Linked DNA regions of Homo sapiens: region 2 is linked to region 1. A link is a contact called in ENCODE Hi-C or POLR2A ChIA-PET data. All regions are on one chromosome and are shown on one strand. The core of a region is the stretch at or near the end of the contact, and the rest is flanking DNA. Distances in the headings are between cores, read along the strand shown.

The links. A loop is a pair of places that touch in the nucleus more often than their neighbours do. ChIA-PET counts read pairs that join two places held with the same protein, here RNA polymerase II (POLR2A). Pooled maps may share reads with other maps.
Region 2: a loop to region 1 is called in a map of naive thymus-derived CD4-positive, alpha-beta T cell, with 2.1 times the contacts of the local background. The contact joins two enhancer-like sites. A Hi-C loop is called at or near these places in 1 of 168 maps with a recorded cell type or tissue (naive thymus-derived CD4-positive, alpha-beta T cell) and 2 of 50 pooled maps. POLR2A ChIA-PET finds 5 or more read pairs at or near these places in 2 of 52 experiments (GM12878 and activated naive CD4-positive, alpha-beta T cell).

What each region holds. Positions count from the first base shown.
Region 1 is chr7:129,646,023-129,649,181 of GRCh38, forward strand. The region is part of intron 1 of NRF1 (nuclear respiratory factor 1); the gene reads left to right. Among named protein-coding and RNA genes, the nearest start is that of NRF1, 36 kb to the left of the region's middle. Within about 2 kb of position 1,734, at least 2 of the 41 ENCODE cell types and tissues checked have a DNase peak (open chromatin) inside an H3K27ac peak, as active enhancers do.
Region 2 is chr7:129,688,744-129,691,902 of GRCh38, forward strand. NRF1 (nuclear respiratory factor 1) reads left to right here. Exons shown (of 11, transcript NM_005011.5): 5 at 1,663-1,803. Among named protein-coding and RNA genes, the nearest start is that of NRF1, 79 kb to the left of the region's middle. Within about 2 kb of position 1,713, at least 2 of the 41 ENCODE cell types and tissues checked have a DNase peak (open chromatin) inside an H3K27ac peak, as active enhancers do.

The sequences.
Region 1 (3,159 bases), core at 484-2,983:
TATTTTTAGTAGAGACAGGGTTTCATCATGTTGGCCAGGCTGGTCTTGAACTTCTGACCTCAGCTGATCCACCTGCCTCCCAAGGTGTTAGGATTACAGGCGTGAGCCACCGCGCCAGGCCTGTGAGACATTTTATACTCTATAGCTTAGCATCTTTTTAATGATTCATTAAATTTGAGATTCATCAGTGTCTGAAAACAGAAACTCTAATTGTAGTCTTGTAAAAATGGGCTTCATTTTTTACATCACTTCTTTATTGAGGGTATGAGAATCCCGGATTGCTGCTTACCAGCACTGTATGAGTAATTTTGAATGCAAGTATGTATTTTCTTCTTTAAGTATTAATCGGGGCCTAGAAAACCATGTGTGGCATTTCAGATAATTTAATTCTGGGAACTGGGTACACAGGTGTTACAAGATGAAAGAGCACAAAAGACACTGGGGTAATCCAGATAGGAAGCACTACCACCCCTAGGTTTGGGGGAACAGAAGAGAAGAACCTGGAAGCTCAGAGAGGTCCTCCTGCAGCTGGTAATCTGATCTCCTAGTGGAATGCCATTCAGCTGGTACTCAACCACCAGGAGAGAAGAGGCACAGCTGGAGTTGGGAGGTGCAACACTCCTCTTGCTGGAGCAATGCTGATATTATAACAATGAAAACAGCAAAGAAATCCCTTCTTCTCTCCCCTTCCAGTCTCCCTAGGCAAAACCTAACAGGATACTGGCAGTAAAGTCTGGAAAACATGGTTGGCAGGCTCAGCCCCAGAGCGAGGAATAGTGCAACTCTGACAAGAATAGAAGACAGGGCTTGGAAGTGAGACGGAGAGAGAGAGATAAACAGCAAGCATAACCTTGTAGGAGAGTTACAGAAACTGTAACTGCCTGGGTGTAGCTTTAGTTATTAAAATGTGCAGCTGATTACCCACAATCATTTATCAAAGAGCACATTATGATAGATCTATTCATAGAGACTTTATGGACCCGAGCCCTGACTTCAGTGAGCTTACAGTATTTTCTTTTCTTTTTTTCTTCGAGATGGAGTCGCACCCTGTCGCCCAGGCTGGAGAATGCAGTGGCGCGATCTTGGCTCACTGCAACCTCCGCCTCCCGGGTTCAAGCAATTCTCCTGCCTCAGTCTCCAGAGTAGCTGGGATTACAGTCATGTGCCACCATGTCCGGCTAATTTTTTGTATCTTTAGTAGAGACGGGGTTTTACCATGTTGGCCCGGCTGACTCCAGACCTCGCGATCTGCCCGCCTCTGGCCTCTCGGGATTACGGGCATGAGCCACCATGCCTGGCGCTTACAGTATTTTCATAAAATCATCCACTCATCCCTAAGTCATTATGAAGTTGTGTGGTAAAGCTTTTTTTTCTTTTCTTGCTTTTTTTTTTTTTTTTGAGACAGAGTCTCGCTGTGTTGCCCAGGCTGGAGTGCAGTGGTGCGATCTTTGCTCACTGCAACCTCCGACTCCCAGGTTTAAGTGATTCTCCTGTCTCAGCCTCCAGAATAGCTGGAATTAAAGCCACCACCCCTGGCTAATTTTTGTATTTTTAGTAGAGATAGGGTTTCACCATGTTGGTCAGGCTAGTCTCAAACTTCTGACCTCGCGATCCCCCAGCCTTGGCCTCCCAAAGTGCTGGGATTACAGGCGTGAGCCACCACGCCCAGCCCAAAGCTTATTTTTCTTAAGCATTATATAAAAGCATCATTGTTAACTGGATTATCGTGTTATTAGTATTAAGGAATATTTACAAAGTTAACCTATTGGTATGAAAAATATTTGATTAGTCATACAATTTTGTTAGTTTTAGATGCCGCAAATTAGGAGTTTGTCTTCCTCAAGGCAAGGCCACTTCTAAACTTGAACTGTGCTGTTCTCAGTTCTTAACGTAAGAAGGGAGCTTTATTTATCTAGTGACAGTTTGCTCTAACATGTCATTTAATTTTAATTTTCAAAAGGATCAGTTTGGAAGACTATATCATAGCTATTTGTTTTTAAAGCTCATTTTGTTAAAAGTCAAAGTAATACATTCATATAATAAAAGATGAAATAGAAGGACTTACAATAAAAATCAATAGTCTTTTGCCACTCTTTCCCCATCCCGAGTCCCACTTTTCAGAGACAATTAGCTGTTTTTTGTTTATAGTTTAACTGTTTTGTTTATAGTATCATCAAACAGTAATGCCTCCATAACTCTAAATAATATGTCTATACCACTATTTCTTGATTTATCAAATGGGCATTATTGACTTTTTTTTTTTTTTTTTTTTTTTGAGAAGGAGTCTCGCTCTGTCGCCCAGGCTGGAGTGCAGTGGCACAATCTCGGCTCACTGCAAGCTCCGCCTCCCGGGTTCACGCCATTCTCCTGCCTCTGCCTCCCGAGTAGCTGGGACTACAGGTGCCCGCCACCACGCCCGGCTAACTTTTTGTATTTTTAGTAGAGACGGGGTTTCACCGTGTTAGCCAGGATGGTCTCTACCTCCTGACCTCGTGATCCGCCCTTCTCAGCCTCCCAAAGTGCTGAGATTACAGGCGTGAGCCACCACACCCAGCTTGACTTTCTTTTATGGAATATAAGGTACTTATTTTTTTAGTACTTTTCCTTTCCCTTGTACTTTTGATAGTTACATTGTAATACTGTTTCCATCTCCTGCTAATAATGTCTCCTGACTCCCTCACCATGTAAGGATAGGATATTAATACTCTATACTCCTAGCCATTCTTCCACCTTTCTGTCCCTCTCCCGCCTCCAAATTTCTGTCAGCCTTATCTTTGCTTTTTCATTGTCATGGTTCATAACTTTTACCTGCTGTTTTGTATTATATTTCATTTTCTGTATTTTGGTCTGTAGTCGGGGTCTGGAGATGGAACTACATGTACAACTATAGCTTCATTTTTTTTTTTTTTCAACTGTAGAGCCCAGTGGTGTGGGAGGGTATTTTTTTTCTTTCCATGTCTGATATCATCACTCATACACTCTTTGAAAGAGAATTATCCTAGGTCAAATGGATTTTTCTTTTCTTATGTTCCATTTTTACTCACAATTAAGCCACATTTTACTTTGATTCTATTTTCACTCTGACTTGAGCTGTGGAATTGTTTTTAATTTTTACTGCTGTGGTGAGATTTCCATCCATTACCCTAGTGTCCCCCTGAG
Region 2 (3,159 bases), core at 463-2,962, 43 kb after region 1:
GCCAAACACTTTTAAACCATCAGCTCTTATGAGAACTCACTATCACGAGAACAACATGGGAGAAACTGCCCCCATGATCCAGTCACCTCCCACCAGGTCCCTCCCTCAGAATGTAGGAATTACAATCAAGATGAAATTTGGGTGGGGACATAGAGCCAAACCATATCACTAGGCTTATAAGATTCATTTGTGTGTGTGTGTGTGTGAGTAGGCAGCATAAATACTATCTAGACTACAGGAACATAGCAGAAAATACAATCCTGTAAAGTTGCTGTGGCAACATCAGCTGCTTATGTTGCAATAAATATAATGGCAATAATTTTTGAAACTTTATTTTTTATTAGAGACCAGGATACAACTGAATCTCTGGAAAGATAATGAGTCTACCAGTTTGTGCTATTTTTCTCTTATCCCCTTAGTTATTGACCTATTTGGAGGATTCTTCAACTGCAGAAGTTGCACCATGTAGCCAGTAATAATATTTATTTTTCCAGATGCTTGGGGTAGAGTATGGGAATTTTTCTTTTTTAATCCACATAATGAGGTATTTATAAGGAAGTGTATAGAGTCCAGCCCACTCAGCAGACAACCCAGGATTCAAACATTGCTGGAACTTCTAGTCAAACCTCATTTTCTCTTCCATTTGTTTCCCTAAAATAGTGCCTTGAGCCCAGAAAGCAAGTTAATTTCCTAGCCCACTTGTCACATTTCCATAATTCCATGGCTTCTTTGTTATTCCCAGAGGTATCCTCATACCCCTTGTGTATTCTCCTAAGTGAATGAACCCATTTTTTCCTCTCCCAAGTTCCAGGCATTCAGATGAACCCATTATATTGGTGGTTGGAAGACCCAGCGTCTGTCCACCCTTTCTGTTCATGATCGAATGTGTGCATGTCCAGTGTGTTACTGTTAAGTTGAGACATGTAACTGGCAGTAGTGGGAATGCAGACAACGAACAACAATATCTGGTTCCAACCTGGGCTAGAGCTAAAGGCGTCATGGGTTGGAGGTTCACTTCTGTCACCAAGCCCTACCAGAAGCAAGGGAGATTTGACCTATGGGGCTCCCTTTGGCCCGGGCCTTACCAGTAGTGGCACTCAGCTACAACATACACCTATCAGTTTTTTTTCTCTGATTCTTTTCAGTCCAGTCTCTTGTATGCTTGAATCTCCTGTCTGTTTGGTAGTCTGGCTTTGCAGGAATGTAGCAGCAGTTTTGAATGAATTGGTTACTTTAAGTTTTAGAAATGTAAGTCCTTGAAGATCTTGAAAATGATTTTGGTGATGAGCTGCCACAGCTGGTTGTTCAAGCAATGGCCTGGGAAATGCAGAACCATGAATACCATGCCTGTTAGACCTGGAACAGGCAATGGCACCCTCATTGAGAAAATGTGATTTTGACTAAGAAGCAGTATTTCTGGAAAATTTTTTCACTGGCTCTCTTCTATTGTTGTTACCTGCAATTTCATCATCTTTTCATTTAATTATGTTCAGTATGATGTCTTTGGGACCAGTGGGTATTTTTATTTGCTTGTAGAAGTGTTTGTTTTTAAGGCTATGCAATGGCTCAGGAAGGCCAGCCCCACCCACTCTCTTGTTGCTTGGCACCAATCCTCCCTGGTTGTTGGGCATCTTGTTTACTTCTGCCCTTAATTCCCTGCAGGTGCGTAAGTACAAGAGCATGATCCTGGAAGACCTGGAGTCTGCTCTGGCAGAACACGCCCCTGCGCCACAGGAGGTTAACTCAGAACTGCCGCCTCTCACCATCGACGGAATTCCAGTCTCTGTGGACAAAATGACCCAGGTGAGGGGTGGGAGGTGAGGAGGAGACTCAAAGACAAGTGGCACAGGTGTGGGCGGGCCTCTGATCACTTTTCTGCATTTTGTCCTCAGTGATCTGACCAGGGAGTGAGATGCTGACTGGAGTCTTGTAGTGAAACAGTAGCAGCCTTGGAAAAGACATTATAGTGCCAGAAAAGTGCTCCCAACCAAGGGCATGGCTGTGGTCTCCTCTTTCTTCTGGCAGTTTTTTTTTCCCTTTCACTTGGGCCTTTGGGTTGGATTTAAAAAAAAACAAAAAAACTTTTAGCTTGGGGTTGGTCTGAACAAAAGAACATTAGGAGTTTAATGAATCACAGTCAAGGTAGCCAAGTAAACTTTTAGCCCTCGGGCTGCTCTGCTCCTCTTTCAATGTAAATTCTAAATACTTCCATAATTATTACTAAGTACAGCTTCCTTCCGCAAGAATGTAAAAGTCAGAGTGACAGTCTTCTGAGTCGTTGATTTCCTCTTCCTTTTTAAAATTTTTATTTAAATTTTACGATTTCTAAAGATGAGGGTCTCACTGTGTTGCCCAGGCTGATCTCAAACTCCTAGGCTCAAGCGATCCTCCTGCCTCAGCCTCCCAAAGTGCTGGGATTACAGGCATGAGCCACTGTGCCAGCCTGATTTCCTCTTCCTTTAAGAAGGGAAGTCAAAAATGTACTTAGCATGATAAATCAGCATACCTTAGTAATTTTTATGAAATTATCCCCTTTATATATTTTTAGTTTAGCTTCATCAAAATCAAACACCTTTTTAACATATTTTCCCACCCTATTTATTTATTTATTATTATTATTATTTTTTTTTTTTTTTGAGACAGAGTCTCGAGCTGTGGCCCAGGCTGGAGGGCAGTGGTGTGATCTTGGCTCACTGCAACCTCCGCCTCCTGGGTTCAAGCGCTACTCGTGCCTCCGAATAGCTGTGATTATAGGTGCGGGCTACCACACCTGGCTAATTTTTGTTTTTTTAGTAGAGATGGGGTTTTGCTGTGTTAGCCAGGATCGTCTCAAACTCCTGACCTCATGTGATCCGCCTGCCTCGGCCTCCCAAAGTGCTGGGATTACAGGCGTGAGCCACCACACCCAGCCCACCCTATTTCTTTATTAATTTACTTCTATCTTGCTAAATCCACTTGTCAGGTTTTTTTCCTTATCTTATTCAGTCTTCAGCAGCATTTGACATAGTTGATTACTCCTTAAAGCATCTTCTCTCTGTCTCTTGACCACACCCTCTTCTGAAGATCCTCATCCTTCACTAGGTGCTCCCCTCATCCCTTCTGGGGCCCCTCTTCCTCTTCTTACCTGATCATCGATATGCTGTTTTCACCCAGTTTACC